Regions from separate parts of the Homo sapiens genome. Here regions 1, 2, 4 and 5 are each linked to region 3. A link is a contact called in ENCODE Hi-C or POLR2A ChIA-PET data. All regions are on one chromosome and are shown on one strand. The core of a region is the stretch at or near the end of the contact, and the rest is flanking DNA. Distances in the headings are between cores, read along the strand shown.

The links. Hi-C counts contacts between places; a loop is a spot of excess contacts on that map. ChIA-PET counts read pairs that join two places held with the same protein, here RNA polymerase II (POLR2A). Pooled maps may share reads with other maps.
Region 1: a loop to region 3 is called in a pooled map, with 8 times the contacts of the local background. The contact joins two enhancer-like sites. A Hi-C loop is called at or near these places in 5 of 37 single-sample maps with no recorded cell type and 4 of 50 pooled maps. POLR2A ChIA-PET finds 5 or more read pairs at or near these places in 1 of 52 experiments (activated naive CD4-positive, alpha-beta T cell).
Region 2: a loop to region 3 is called in a pooled map, with 4 times the contacts of the local background. The contact joins the promoter of FOXN3-AS3 here to the enhancer-like site in region 3. A Hi-C loop is called at or near these places in 3 of 37 single-sample maps with no recorded cell type and 8 of 50 pooled maps. POLR2A ChIA-PET finds 5 or more read pairs at or near these places in 1 of 52 experiments (activated CD8-positive, alpha-beta memory T cell).
Region 4: a map with no recorded cell type shows a loop between it and region 3 (8-fold over the local background). The contact joins two enhancer-like sites. A Hi-C loop is called at or near these places in 2 of 37 single-sample maps with no recorded cell type and 3 of 50 pooled maps. POLR2A ChIA-PET finds 5 or more read pairs at or near these places in 1 of 52 experiments (H1).
Region 5: a loop to region 3 is called in a map with no recorded cell type, with 8 times the contacts of the local background. The contact joins two enhancer-like sites. A Hi-C loop is called at or near these places in 1 of 37 single-sample maps with no recorded cell type and 4 of 50 pooled maps. POLR2A ChIA-PET finds 5 or more read pairs at or near these places in 4 of 52 experiments (H1, OCI-LY7, Panc1 and 1 more).

The regions. Positions count from the first base shown.
Region 1 is chr14:89,302,711-89,305,410 of GRCh38, reverse strand. All of the region lies in intron 3 of FOXN3 (forkhead box N3), which reads left to right. Among named protein-coding and RNA genes, the nearest start is that of FOXN3-AS3, 46 kb to the left of the region's middle. RefSeq lists enhancers at 53-322, 1,236-1,435, 1,536-1,595, 1,626-1,695. Within about 2 kb of position 1,335, at least 31 of the 41 ENCODE cell types and tissues checked have a DNase peak (open chromatin) inside an H3K27ac peak, as active enhancers do.
Region 2 is chr14:89,348,890-89,351,589 of GRCh38, reverse strand. It overlaps FOXN3-AS3 (FOXN3 antisense RNA 3), which reads right to left and starts at 1,303. Exons shown (of 2, transcript NR_188029.1): 1 at 1,097-1,303. FOXN3 (forkhead box N3) reads left to right here. Exons shown (of 6, transcript NM_005197.4): 3 at 782-918. RefSeq lists a silencer at 125-174.
Region 3 is chr14:89,679,688-89,682,617 of GRCh38, reverse strand. No RefSeq gene overlaps it. Among named protein-coding and RNA genes, the nearest start is that of FOXN3-AS2, 100 kb to the right of the region's middle. Within about 2 kb of position 1,462, at least 8 of the 41 ENCODE cell types and tissues checked have a DNase peak (open chromatin) inside an H3K27ac peak, as active enhancers do.
Region 4 is chr14:89,328,893-89,331,817 of GRCh38, reverse strand. All of the region lies in intron 3 of FOXN3 (forkhead box N3), which reads left to right. Among named protein-coding and RNA genes, the nearest start is that of FOXN3-AS3, 20 kb to the left of the region's middle. RefSeq lists enhancers at 465-514, 1,454-1,703. Within about 2 kb of position 1,382, at least 6 of the 41 ENCODE cell types and tissues checked have a DNase peak (open chromatin) inside an H3K27ac peak, as active enhancers do.
Region 5 is chr14:89,384,458-89,387,307 of GRCh38, reverse strand. All of the region lies in intron 2 of FOXN3 (forkhead box N3), which reads left to right. Among named protein-coding and RNA genes, the nearest start is that of FOXN3, 31 kb to the left of the region's middle. RefSeq lists enhancers at 656-755, 1,136-1,185, 1,236-1,305. Within about 2 kb of position 1,333, at least 13 of the 41 ENCODE cell types and tissues checked have a DNase peak (open chromatin) inside an H3K27ac peak, as active enhancers do.

The sequences.
Region 1 (2,700 bases), core at 86-2,585, 380 kb after region 3:
GGGTCACATGTCATCTGCTCATGGTACTGAAACTCATCGGGTAGGACAGTGATGTCATAGAGGCGTCCTTTTCTCAAGGGCTCTTAAGATGAATCTGAGGTTTTTGTTGAACGATGGGTTCTGAAACATATGTGAAGCTCCAGCATAAACGTCTGAAGTCAGGATTCTGGTTCTTAAGCAGGAGCCGCGAGTTCACCATCGATGACCTCAGTTCCCATCTCCTAGTGGCCCTCAGTGGGTACAGACACCAGCACCCGGCCTGTGTGATCCGTCCTGGTGCTGGCCAGGCCTTCCTCTCGTCCCCTCCAGATCAGCCGGGCTCAGCGTAAGTTTTCTAGGACAACTTCGTAAAATGAATTCTCATTTCATAAGCAAATATAGTGTGAGTCATGCTTTGGCCACATAGAATTAAGAAGGAAGAAAAAACACTATTTATTTGGTTGGTACTTTTTTTTTTTTTTTTTTTAAGAAACTACACTGTATTCCAGATTTGTCCGCAGATCACTGTCAGCTTCCTCTCCTCTGGGTATATGTTTTTAAAGGACGTTGTCTATTATGGGTCAGGGTCCCCCGCTCCACCAGGCACTTCGGTGTGTATTTTCTCACTTAACTCCCAGCTCTGTGCAGAAGGTCTGGGAGACACCAGTGCTTAAGCCAAGTTTTATGGGGGCCAGACGAGGAGCAGCCGGGTTGAATGCCCAGGTTTTCTCTGGTTTCCAAGCCCATACTCTGCTTTATCCTTAGTTTTGGGCCCAGTTTTCAGAACACATCCAGAATCATCCATTTGCCCAGCAAACCAACATAAGGTATCAAATGAATGGCCAAGATGTTGAATGTATTTCATCCTTTGTTTCCTTGATTTCTAAAAAAACAGCCCTTAGATATTTTTAACAGAATTTTTAAAAAGCACCCCCTGTTGTCTAAGTTCTCTTTTCTATATGATCTTTGCCGCCTCTCCTGCCCCCACCTCCACCATAGTCAGAAATCTCACATCTCAACAAACATCTCTCTCCTGTCTTCACCGCGGTTCTGCTCACAGCCACTTTCCCCTTCAAACTGGACATTTTGGATTTTCCCTGCTAACCTTACCGCCCCTTCCCGCCCCTTCCCGGGCTCCAGCTCAGCAGGAAGAAATGTCGTCAGCAGAGGCTGCAAACCCAAGCCTGTCCCTTTTCAGTGGTATTTTTACTACGAGCTGAACTACTTCAGCATCATGTAAACACGCTGGAGTGTGTTCACAGCTGCCTCTCTTTTAAAGTTGAACCAGCTCAGAACTAAAAGGGGAACTGCTTTCAGGTTCTGTTCAAGTTTGCATGTGACAGCATCAAAGCTATTTTTAGCAGAGTGATCACCGGCAAGAAGCTGGAAACGGCTGCCTTCAACTATCAACAGTGGAAAGAAAGGATCATTTATGGACTGCTGCAGCTCTTGAGTCCATTTATATGGGAGACACAGGGGTGTGTAAATCTCTTCTTCAAAGTTACAAGGCGTCTTGTCCCCCATCACCTTTGCAGAGACAGGGCAGTGTTAATTTAGTGCTTGGTTGCCTGGGCTCCAAGTTAAAGTAGATACACTGATAATAGTGAATTATAGGACTGTCCTCAATGTCTGTTCTGAGAAGAAGGCGATGTATAGATGCTCAGAAACATCCATTAAACTTTTGAAGTGTTTGTATTGTTTCTTCAGTTTTCCTTTTCTTTTCTGTAGATCACCAAACTCAAGAGACAGCAGGAAACGGGAGGTAGTTATGTAAGCATCATGGCAATGAAGAGAGCATGAGTCACTTACTAGCCATGCGACCCTCATTAAGTGACTTTTCCTTTCTGAATTAAGTGTTCTTAGCTGCAAAATGAGGATCATAATACCAGCCCTATATACTTTATAGGGCTAGTTTTTTTTTTGTTTTTTTTTTTTAGCAGATGTTTATTGAACACCTACTCCATGCCAGCTCCTGGGGACATGAGCTGAATCAGATCGTCAGTGTCTTCAGAGAGCTCACAGTCTAGCTCCATAAATAACTAACTTATAATACCCTGTGTTTCATGGAAAGGAGACAGCATAAGACAGATAGGATCTGCTCTCAGCATGGAGGGAGGCAGGAAGAAGACAGGAGGAGCAGTATTTTCAAGACAGCATAAAAGTTTGCAAAGAAAACAAGGGAGTGAGGGACATTCCAAGCAGGGGCAACTGAGTAGCAATGACAGAGGTCAAAGGCGCTCTGGTGTCTCCAAGGGACCATGAGCAACTTGGTATTGTCAGAGCGAAAAAAACTAAAAGACAAGGGGTGGCAGGAGAAGCTGGAGCAAGTGGAGCCAATTGTTTAGTGCTAAAGAACCTGGAAGTGGCACAGGTCACAGGGAGCCAGGAGTCATTTTGAGCACACGATTGACTGGATTATACACAAATTAAAGTGGAGTCATTGCTAGCAAAAGTCCCTGAATCTGTGTATATGAAGTGGTAGCAGTTTAGTGCAGGCAAAGAATGCCCTACACATAAAGTGTCCTCCCTGGAAAGGCTAAGCTGTAGCACAGTACTAAAACTTGGTGGCCTGTGACTCCTTTGAACAATGCCTTTGAAGAGGGCGGAGGTGGGCAGCCTTTGAAGAGGGTGGAGGTGGACAGAGAAGGGCAGATGAAAGGGAGAGAAGTAGCATACCTTCTCAGACCCGATTGGTACTGGGCTCTGCAAGTGGCTTTGGAG
Region 2 (2,700 bases), core at 54-2,553, 330 kb after region 3:
TTAAAAATAGGCTGTCCATAGACCAAACGCTTCACAGGAAGTGGGCCTCACAGGAAGCCTCCCTCTCTCCACAGAACGGTTTTAGAAAATTTGCATTTTAAAGTTTGACTTCTAAAGATTCAACTCTTAATGGCTGGAGTCGATTGCTGGGAACTGAGGAATCCAAAAAATAAATAGTGGATTCTGAGTTGGGCTTTACCATTGCTGCCTGAGTTCTTTTGTTGCTTAGGGAAGGTAATTACAGAATTCTATTCCAAGAGTAAATGTCATTCTTTTGTGAGTAAGCTGGAAAGAAACAAGGGGATTACTTTTCTGTTTTTATAAAATGATCCCGATGTCATATGGTTTTAAAACATAACTAAATTTCTGGAGCAGAGATGGACTTTTGGGGGTGTCTCGGCCCTCTTTTTTTTTTCCCCAAACTTTAGAAATCTGACACAGTTAAATTCATTTTTAGAAGAGAATGCACGTGTTCTTCAATGTTGACGCTGAAAAACAATGAGATTCTCATTTTATTGGTAGTTTGGGTATGAAAATTGTAATATTGTTGTATCACCATAACCTGGTAATAATATGTTCATTTTGCCTATCAAACATAATACAAGTAAGATTGAAGTGCATTTTATGGAGTTCTACTGTCAGTATAATATTTAAGGCTGGCAAACAGTCAACAAATGAGAAGCTTTTAAAAATAAAGAAGTGATAATAGCTATACATCTACTTATTGCAAAGTACTTAATAATTCTCTATTAATGCCTTTGTATTTTAATTTTCTTTGCAGAGTATTGGGAAAGGGTCGTTGTGGTGCATAGACCCAGAGTATAGACAAAATCTAATTCAGGCTTTGAAAAAGACACCTTATCACCCACACCCACACGTGTTCAATACACCTCCCACCTGTCCTCAGGCATATCAAAGGTAAGCAATTCAGACTTCTTTTTTTTGGTCTACTGAAATGGCATTATTTTGGCAGAGACCTGCGCGGAAATTAATTTAATAGGCCGTACGAGATTTTAAAAATAACTGCAGGTAAATGAGAAAGAAATTAAGTATTATTAGGAGGCATATCCACTGTTGTATTTCCTACAAACCTTACCGCTGCTGCAGCGTCAGAGGAATGTGCTTCCAGAAGGCTTCATGGTGGGTGAAATCATGTCTTCCTGGGTAGAAACATTTACAAAGAAAAGTCGACAGCTTTCACATCTCGGTGTGTGTCATGTTTTGTTGGGATAAAAGTACAGGAACGAGTCAAGCAGGCAACTCCATCATCCCCTCATCTGGCCGGTCTCTGCAGACATTCAGTGGAGGCTCACTCAGTTGTCCCCACTGTTGTCTTTCGCAGTCTCCATGTAGACGGTGCTCCCAGGTGACCATTTTGTTGTGGTTACTTGGTCTTTGCTTCTTCAAGGAGAACAGTAGAAACAATAGAGACATTTTATCCTCCTCACATGCCCATTTGTTTGAGACAGTAAGGTCATGGGTACCATTTTTACAAATATATCATTGGAAGGGAGGGTAAGTAGCCTGTCACTTTTTTAAAAAGTGTCTTAATGTTAGATTCCAAAAGAGAGCCAAATAATCAGAACCAAATTTTTAAGATCAATTTTTATGAATACATAGTACTTGAATTTGAAGTGCATTCCTCAGTTCTACAAAAAAATATTTAAAAATGTATAGAAATGTTTCTATCGTAACCACCTAGTTAAGAGGAATTATCCTTGGACTGCAAGTTGAGGTTAATTAGGGATGGCATGATGTCATAGACTTCAGGAATTTTACAGTCCACTTCTTTGCAGATTCTTTTCCTAGTCTGCTGTTTGTTCTGCAGGAGGGAGCACAAAGTGATCTTCTGAAATAGCATTAATGAAGTTCTTCTGCATCTCAGTTGAGAAGCATTCCATCACAGGCCCTAGACAATCAGTCTTCAGCAAGAGACAGGGAGGAACAGCTGGGCTCTCTGAGAAGACTGCTGTATGTCTGCCTTTGCTAGGCGATTAGCGTGATGGTACCCATAGCAACTGGAGCGTCTCCATAGTAACGCGTAGCCGAGACAGGTGCAGTTGCATCACAAGGCTGTTTGTTGCCTGGCAAAAGGACAGGCCATTAGTACTTAGATATACACTGTTGCCTTAGAAACAAATAACCTTACATAGCAACTACAGTTGATTTGAAAGGTTTGGTGTGTGGGGGGGAAGGTTGTAGCAGCTTTTGTCTGTGTTCATAAAAATCAGTGGAAGCATACTTTATTCGAAATGACAACTTGAGGTCATATAGCTGTAGGAGAGAAAGTGGGATTTTCCAAAGCAGCCCAGCCAACATAGTAGACATGTCCAGAAGGACAGAGCCATATGCTTGGTTTTCTCCTTGTGGCCATAGCCACTCCCCAAATGGAAGAGAACCAGGATTGGAGTGGAGAATTGCCGATGTACAAGGTTGGTGAAGGAGGACGTGACACTAATTATTGAAATATTTCCCAGATTCTCATGTTTCTTTGTCATTCTACCCCCACCCCCCGACTCTCCAAGCTGCATGGAATACCCTTCTCTGGGTTTTCCACTCTGCACCTCAGAAGTATTTCATCTCCCTTTGCTTCTAGGAAGTTAAGAACATGAGTGTTACTCACTGGGTCATGTCATTGGTTCCTTTAGACCAGTATTTTGTTGCCAAATGTGACCCCGAGGGAAACACAGTAATTATTTA
Region 3 (2,930 bases), core at 213-2,712:
ATGTGGCCAAAAGCCAGGTAGTCTCAATCTGTCTCATCTACTCTGACCTGAAGCACTGAATTGGCAATGATCTTATATGTCTCATTTCCCTCACAATTTCTGCTTCCCAAAAGTCACATCAACTTCTACCAGGCGTACCCCACAGAGACCTCCAGGCATTCTGAGACAAGGCCTCTCCTAAGGACATTTTTCAGGTTTCATGACACACTATCATAACACTTAATACACTCAGTGTATCAACCCTAGATTTTATTTTATTTTATTATTTATTAATTTTTGGAGACAGAGTCTCTGTTCCCCAGGCTGGAGTGCAGTGGCATGATCATAGCTCACTGCAGCCTCAAACTCCTGGACTCAAGTGATCTTCCTGCTCCAGCCTCCCAAGTAGCTGGGACTACAGATGTGCACCACCACGCCTGGCTAATTTTTAAAAACTTTATTTAAAGACAGAGTCTCACTATGTTGTACAGGCTGGTCTCAAACTCCTGGCTGGCCTCAAGCCATCCTCTCGCCTTGGCCTCCCAAAGTGCTGGGATTACAGGCGTGAGCCACCACGCCCAGCCTGTTTGCTAGATTTTAAATTCCTTTAAGAAAGTTCTCATGTCTTGTTTATCATTGTGTCTCTCTTTCTCACTTGCCGTGGTCTCCCATCCCCCAGTACCTAGCCCAGGCTTGCACATTCTAGTTGCTTAATAAATATTTGTTGTATGGATTGGCAAATCCACAGTTGAGAAGTTATTAAGGGAGAACAGGTTCAGCAGTGATCCAGAGTCCCCACAGAAACGCAAGAGGGAGAGTGGGAAAAGGGGAAGGCAGGGAGCAAAGGCCAGGGCTGAGGAGACGCCTCTTCTTCTACTTGACAGCTGTGTCTGTCTGAATGTTTTTCTCATTCTTCTTGTTCCTAGGGATGAAAAGGAAGGAAGGAAGTGGTAGATTTGTGCCTTACAGGGCTTCTGCAAAAATTGATACTTTCTGTTTCCAAATTATTTCCTTTCTATTTTTGTGTAGGTCTTACAAAGAGAAAAGGAAGTAAAGAGGAGAGAAATAACCTGAAACTTACAGCTGAGGAGAGGTCAGTGTGAATTAGCCTCATATGTTGGCCAGATTTTTGGACTACCTAATGTCATTCCACTTTCCCAATGTCAGGGAGCAAAGCTTTTACTCCACTCATAGAGCCACATATTTTTCCTTAGGCTGAATATTTAAAAAAAATAAATTTGTCTGGAATGGTAGCTATTTTTTGAGTTTTATGTTTGCATGCACAGTCATTCTGTTCTAGTAGACACAGTTTACCACCATTATGCAATAAGTCTTTCACTTCTTCAGAAACATATAGTCTATTTTTACAGTTCCCACTCTCTGCGGTGAATGCAAAAGTCCCAGAAGGAGCGTGCAGAGAAAGCAAGGATTTATGTACCAGCCACGCTCCCTCTCAGGGGTTCACAGTGTGCTTCCTACGTGGTGGTTTTGCAGGTGACGTGGGTGGTGGAAACTTCCTTAACTTATGCTCGATCTGAGTCTTCTCATCAGAACATGACCTTTGTCTCCTTAACCCAGAAGATGCCAATGAAGTGGGTATCCTCCAAGTGAAGGCTTGGAGGTTTGGAAGAAAAAATGAATTTCTTCCTCCCTTCACTTTTTTTTTTTTTTTTAATGTTGAAAACAAACCCTTTTTTTCCCACTGGCTGCAGCAGTTGCCCTCAATGAGATGCCTTGGTGACAGCTTCAGAAGCCAAGCCTACCTCTGAGAAATGGGCAAAAAAAAAAAAAAAAAATACATTTTCAACCTTGAGTGTATTTGAATTATTGTGTTGCTTTTTTTAAAGCTCCTTGAGAAACTGAAGACCAGAAATTAAAATAATGAAATCTGAGTCCTGTCCAGGCTTAGCCATCCTTCTGATTTACAGGGGCTGCTTATACCTTAATCTATGCCTTATGGCTCTCCATCTGAAAAAAGGTGCTGGATTTCAAGGTGGGTAGTGATCTGACATAAATTTTCAAGCACAATACTGTTCTTTTTCTGGCTGGGGCTGGAAGGAGGACATATATATTGGAAGCAGGACTAAAAATTTGACCCGTGTTTCTCACAGAATTCCAGAGCACCTTCTCAACACTGTCATAATCCTATCTACCCAAGGGAGAAGGTTTGAGGGAAATAGAGACTGTGCTTGAGATTCAGATTTACAGCTCATGGTTTCAAATATTTGGGTGTGTTGTCCTCTCTGCCTATACAACACGTTGGGCATTTGTTATGCATTTTCCTGGCATTCTAACCCTCAGTGTAGATGAAGAGATTGCATTATGAAATTTGTCTTATGAGCTGTGCAAAATTGAGCTGCGTTTGTAGCTTGCCCATCTCTTTTGATTCCCTATACTCTTCTGCCTTCTCCAGCACCTGATTCAGAATACAGTCCTCCCACCTCAACCTCCGAAGTAGCTGTGTGTTACCTTATGGCACATCTCAGTTCAGACTACCCACATTTCGAGGGTTAAATACCAGCATGTGTCCAGTGGCTACCTGGATGGACAGCATAAATATAGAACATTTTGATCACTATAGATAGAAAGTTCTATTGGACATGATCTAGCCCAGTGATACCTAATAAGAATATAGTGTGTGCCACACATGTAATTTTTTTTTTTCTTTTGAGACGAGGTGTCACTCTGTTGCCCAGGCTGGAGTGCAGTGGCACAGTCTCAACTCACTGCAGCCTTAACCTTCTGGGCTCAAGTGACCCTCCCACCTAACCTCCCAAGTAGCTGGGACTATAGGCGCATGCCACCGTGCCTGGCTAATTTTTGTATTTTTTTTTGTAGATATGGGGTTTTCCTATGTTGCCCAGAGCTGTGCACATGTAATTTAAAATTTTCTAGGAGCCACATTAAAAACTAGTGAAGAGAGGCCAGGCGAGGTGGCTCATGCCTGTAAT
Region 4 (2,925 bases), core at 133-2,632, 350 kb after region 3:
AAAAATAATACAGTAGAATAAGAAATACCAGAGTGCATTGCACAGAGGAGGCTATTATTTTGTGAAACCTTTGTTTCAGTTATGTATGGTATATTTGTGTGAACTCAGTCAGAATGAAGCCTATTTGTTACTATAAATGGTGGCCAAAAATACGCTGGAGAAGACTGGTCTGATTCAGTTCCTCAATTTTACAACTGAAAACACAGAGGAGACCCATGTGGTCCTAAGATCACACGGGGAGTTAGTAACAGATTGAGTCTGAGTCTGTTCTTCATCCTCAGTCCCCTTCACCACTGCTTTTGCTAAATCCATAGACCATCCTGTTTAAAAAGCAACACTCAGGGAAACAACGCAAACGTCCATCAGCAGGTGGTGGATGAACAAAACGTGTCTTGTACAGACAATGGAATATTACTCAGCCTTGGAAAAGAATGAAATTCTGACACAGGCCACAACATAGATGAACTTTGAACATTATGCAGAGTGAAAAAAGCCAGATACAAAAGGACAAATATCATATGATTCCACTTATATGAAGTTTTCCTAGAATAGACAAATAACATAGAGACAGAAAGTGGATTAGTGGTTACCAGGGCCTGGGGGAAGGTGGGAATGGGGAGTTAGTATTTAATGTGTACAGAGTTTGGGATGATGAAGAAGTTCTGGAAATAAATAGTAGGGATGGTTGCACAACAGTGTGAATACACCAAATGCCACTGAACTGTATGTACACCTAAAAAATTGTTTAAGTGGCAAATTTCATATTTTGTGTATTTTATCACACATTCCAAAATGAATCTAGGCGCAAAAGAAGAAGAGGAAACAGAACAACGTAGCATTTCTTGTAGACAGACCTCATTTCACATTCCAGCAGCCGTTTATTCCTTCAGCCTACCCCTTGGTGGGCCCAGGTCCTGAGGATTCTGAGGCAAACAGGACAGGCTCCCTGGCCTTAGGAATCCATGGAACCGACTGTGGCCAAGTGTGGCCTTGATTCTGGAATCCCTGGCAGGTGATGACTGCTGGCATTTCCACAGGTGATGCATTTTACAGCAGCGAGTGATGCTTAGCCAATGACCTTTCATGTGCTAATAGCTCTGATTTTTCCAATTGCAGCATTTGGATAAACCCACAATTTGCTTTTGGAATGCCAAGGAAAAACATCGTTTATGGTTTTTCTTTTGGTCTCACCCCTTTCATCAGTTGGTCTTTAGCCTTAACCCATAAACAAATAGCCTTTTCTCTCTTTACTCTTCCCTCTTTCTTTGCAAGACCTCCAGGCTCCCTGCAAATGGCAATTCAAGCGACATGCTCCTACCCACAAGTTACAGTGATTCACGCTGGCTCCATTCTGTACTCTTGCTTCACATGTTTGGATATGAGAGTCAGAAGACTCGGGGTGAGCCAGAAATGAGGTCAGGGGCAGCTGGGTAGCAGAAGCGGGATGTCTGTTTCTTTCTTGTAGCTGACTTAAGATTTTTGATACTCCCAGTGCAGGGCAATTTCTGCCCGTACAAGCTGTGGCAGATAGGAGTCTACCGCTGGCTCTATTTGAGGGCATTGGAGATTTCTTACTACCTGGCAGGCACCCCTGTGCTTCTAGCCCCTCCACTGTTATTGACAAACAGGTTTGTGCTTCCAGCCACCCTGTCAGAATCTCTGCAGCCCTCAAGTCAGCAGCAGCATTAAAGGAAACCTGGAGGATGTCTCTCTAACTCCACCAGTGAAAATAGTTAACTGGGCTTACTGGGAGCTAAGAAAATAGTTTATTTTTATGTTACATTGAACTTTACCACAAATGGCGGGGGAGCAGGGATGGCTGGCACACATCATGATAATGATCTTGAAACCGTTAGCATAGTCTGTGAGTTTTAGGTCCACCCAGGGTTTTTCCGCCTTGGTACTATTGACATTTGGGGCCAGATAATTCTTTTTTTTTTTTTTTTTTTTTTTTTTTTTTTTGAGACTGAGTCTCGCTCTGTCGCCCAGGCTGGAGTGCAGTGGCACGATCTCGGCTCACTGCAAGCTCCGCCTCCCGGGTTCACAGCATTCTCCTGCCTCATCCTCCCTAGTAGCTGGGACAGGTGCCCGCCACCACACCCGGCTAATTTGTTTTGTATTTTTAGTAGAGACAGGGTTTCACCATGTTAGGCAGGATGGTCTCGAACTCCTGACCTTGTGATCCGCCCGCCTCGGCCTCCCAAAGTGCTGGGATTACAGGCTTGAGCCACCGCGTCCGGCAGGGGCCAGAGAATTGTTTATTGTGAGAGGCTGTCCTGTGCCTTGTAGGATGTCTGGAAACATCCTTGGCCTCTACCCACCAGGTACCAGTAGCACCCCCACCCACCACCAAGTTGTGGTGATGGAAAACGTCTGCAGATATTGCCAGATGTTCCCTGGGGAGCAAAACCAACCCCAGTTGAGGACCACTGGCACACCCCAAATCCCTTCTGCTATGTTCCGAGTTTTAAATGTTGAGGACTTTTTCCATGGATATTCTGGAAATAATAATGAAAAAGAGCTTGGGGTTTTGGTTTGATTCCTGCTTTATTAGTATTAAAGGGTGTGTAAGCATCACAGCCTGGGAAAAATTAACACCTACTATCTATGTCAGAATGAATCTGTTACCCATGTACTAGGCTTGGTTCCGTGAGGGGTGCTATATCTTGGGCAACATGATTTCTGGTGTGGTCCAGCTGCCGAAGAATTGCACAGTGGTGAGGGTCGGTGGCCTCTCTTATATCATCTACTTTGCTGTATTTCCCAGATGGCAGGCCGAGGCCTTGCATGGTTATAAGCTGAGCACAGGAGCAGGTAAGCTGAGATGGAGGAGGCCTGCATCCGTGGCCTCTGAGTACTACTTGTCCTCTTTTCCTTCTGTGCCAGTCCCATGGCTGAATGACATAGGCAGCTTATTTCATTGCA
Region 5 (2,850 bases), core at 84-2,583, 300 kb after region 3:
TGTCTCCCCCCTAATTGGTTGGTTTGTTTATTGATTGATTGATTGATTGATTGAGACAGAATTTTGCTCTGTCTCCCAAGCTAAAGTGCAGTGGCACGATCTCGGCTTACTGCAACCTTCGCCTTCTGGGTTCAAGTGATTCTTGTGCCTCAGCCTCCCGAGTAGCTGAGACTACAGGTACACCACCACATCTGGCTAATTTTTTGTATTTTTAGTAGAGATGGGGTTTCACCATGTTGGCCAGGCTGGTCTTGAACTCCTGACCTCAAGTGATCCACCTGCCTCGGCCTCCCAAAGTGCTGGGATTACAGGCGTGAGCCACCATGCCTGGCACCCCCCAATTTATATGTTGAAGCGCAAACCCTCAATGTGGAGCTAATTAAGGTTGAGACCATACGGATGGGGTCCTAATCTGATTGGATTGGTGGCCTTATAAGAGGAGGAAGAGAGATCACTCTATTCATGCACGCACACCAAGGGCAGTCCCCATGAGCACACAGTGAGAAGGCAGCCGTCTTCTCACGAAGAGAGTCCTTACCAGGAACTGAAGCTGCTGGCACTTTGACCTTGGACTTCCCAGACTCCAGAACTGTGAAAAAGTAACTTCTGTTGTATGAGCCACGCAGTCTGTGGTATTTTGTTCTGGTAGTCTGAGCTGACTAATAGAGTGTGCTTTGGCTCTAATTAGATGATGATTTGTTGAGCTGGCATTGATTGAGCCCTTGTTAGGTGTTGGGCACTATCTTACTTAACCTGACCTGTCTAATCTCTCAATTCTCAAAACCACTTTAGAAGTTGGTTAAGTTACTTGCTAAGTTCCCCTAGCCTAGTAGTGCCAGGATTAGAACTATGACTTCACGTTGCAGCCCTGTGAAATGGCACCTCCTGCAGTTGTGCAGGGCAGGCCTCTGCGGCTGTCCGTGGACGACCTTGACAGATGGGAGACCACATGTGTGTCCCTGACTCCAGTGCTCCTGCTTTCACTAGAGAGCAGATGACACACTCCTCGATGTCAGGGGAGTTGCCTTATATTTCATTTCTGGTGGCACTTAGCAAGTGCTCTGTGCACAGGAAGCAATTAAAAAATAATTTTTGGTTGGTTAATTTTCCCCAAACACTTAGCTCCTCCTACATCTGGAGAAAGAGTGAAATTTTCACCCACCCTCCCGAGCTCCCCCGTGTGCATCCTCTGAGCTGTTTGCTGTCAGCGAAGGCATTTGCGTGTCAAACCTACCCATAAACTTGCTGAGTTGACAAAAGCAAAGAGAGATCAAGTTTTCAGTTGTTGGAGAGTAGAACCGTTGTGAGTCTGAATCTGCAATTCTTTTATTCTCTCAGTGAGTAGAAGTGAGTCTTTGTGAGGATGGCCTTCAGCCAGTATCTTGACACCTCAGTTACGTAAGTAGTTCTCATCTTGTTCTCCTCTTTTGCTTTTTTCTCCCTCTCATGTACACTCACAGTAAGAGGCCTGAGAGAACGTTAGCCAACTCCTTGTTTTTTGAGACAGAGTTTCACTTTTGTTGCCCAGGCTGGAATGCAATGGCATGATCTTGGCTCACCACAGCCTCCGCGTCCTGGGTTCAAGCAATTCTCCTGCCTCAGCCTCCCAGGTAGCTGGGATTACAGGCATGTGCCACCATGCCTGGCTAATTTTGTATTTTTAGTAGAGACAGGGTTTCTCCATGTTGGTCAGGCTGGCCTTGAACTCCCGACCTCAGGTGATCCATCTGCCTCTGCCTCCCAAACTGCTGGGATTACAGGCGTGAACCATGGCACCCAGCCCTCCTTTTTTTTTTTTTTTTTTTTTTAAATGTTTGCCTCAGCTTTTGTTATTCAGAGAGAAATTGGTCTCATCTGCCTCAGGACACGGATGGCTTTACCTATAATTAATTAAGCCTTTTCCTCTCTGAAGTTGATGGGTTTGGACTTTTGAAAAAGATGGGCCATGTGGCATCTTAACTTAGGCTCAAGGTGATAGGGTTATAGATTTTAGACCTCCCGGACCCTCTCTATAGATATTGGCCAATATTCTTTATTAGCATGTTTATGTAGGTATTAGCCAGTATTCTTTATTGGCACATTTATAATTTATACCCCACTTCCTTTTCATAGGGCTTGCCATAAGACATATAGGTCACAATCAGGTCGCTAAGGTAAAAATTGAAAATAGACAAATGCAGTAGAGAGAGGGGAAAGCAAATATTCCAAATTCTTGACCTAATATATTTGTTGTGATTGAGTGCCTGACAGCCAAGGCAAAAATGGAAACTCGGCAGATTCCATAATTCTCCTTCCCTGGTAAGATGCCGACTTAGGGGAGAGACATAATCTCCAGGTGCAAGTTTATAAAAAGATTTCATTGTAAGGCTGTTTCTCCATGGGATATAAAACCATGTAATTTACAACACGTACAGCAACCTTAGCTCCAGTTCAGAGAGCCATCAAGGCTGTTGTTCCTGCCATTAGTCATGACCTTATCCTTCTCTGCCCCTAGCTAAGGCCTGTTCATCCTGTAGACTTTGACAGCCATCATCGCCTCCAAGAAGTCTGCCATGATTCTCCCTGCTCAGGCTGGGTCATGTCCCTCTTCTCAGTGGAACCATAAGACAGGGCTTATTTTTATCTCTGCATCTCTGTATTGCTTTATATATATATTTTTACAACTAGATGAGGTATTCCTAGGACTCATTCCTGGTATTGTGGTAGGTGTGGGGCTGATGTTTGTTGAAGAAAGGAAGTTTTTTTTAATCTAGATTACAAAAACAGTTTTCCAAGTGGATGAAACCATGTTATATGAATGAAAGTCATTAGTTGTTTTTTAGTGTCTGCCCATAGTAAGTAGCTTGTCTG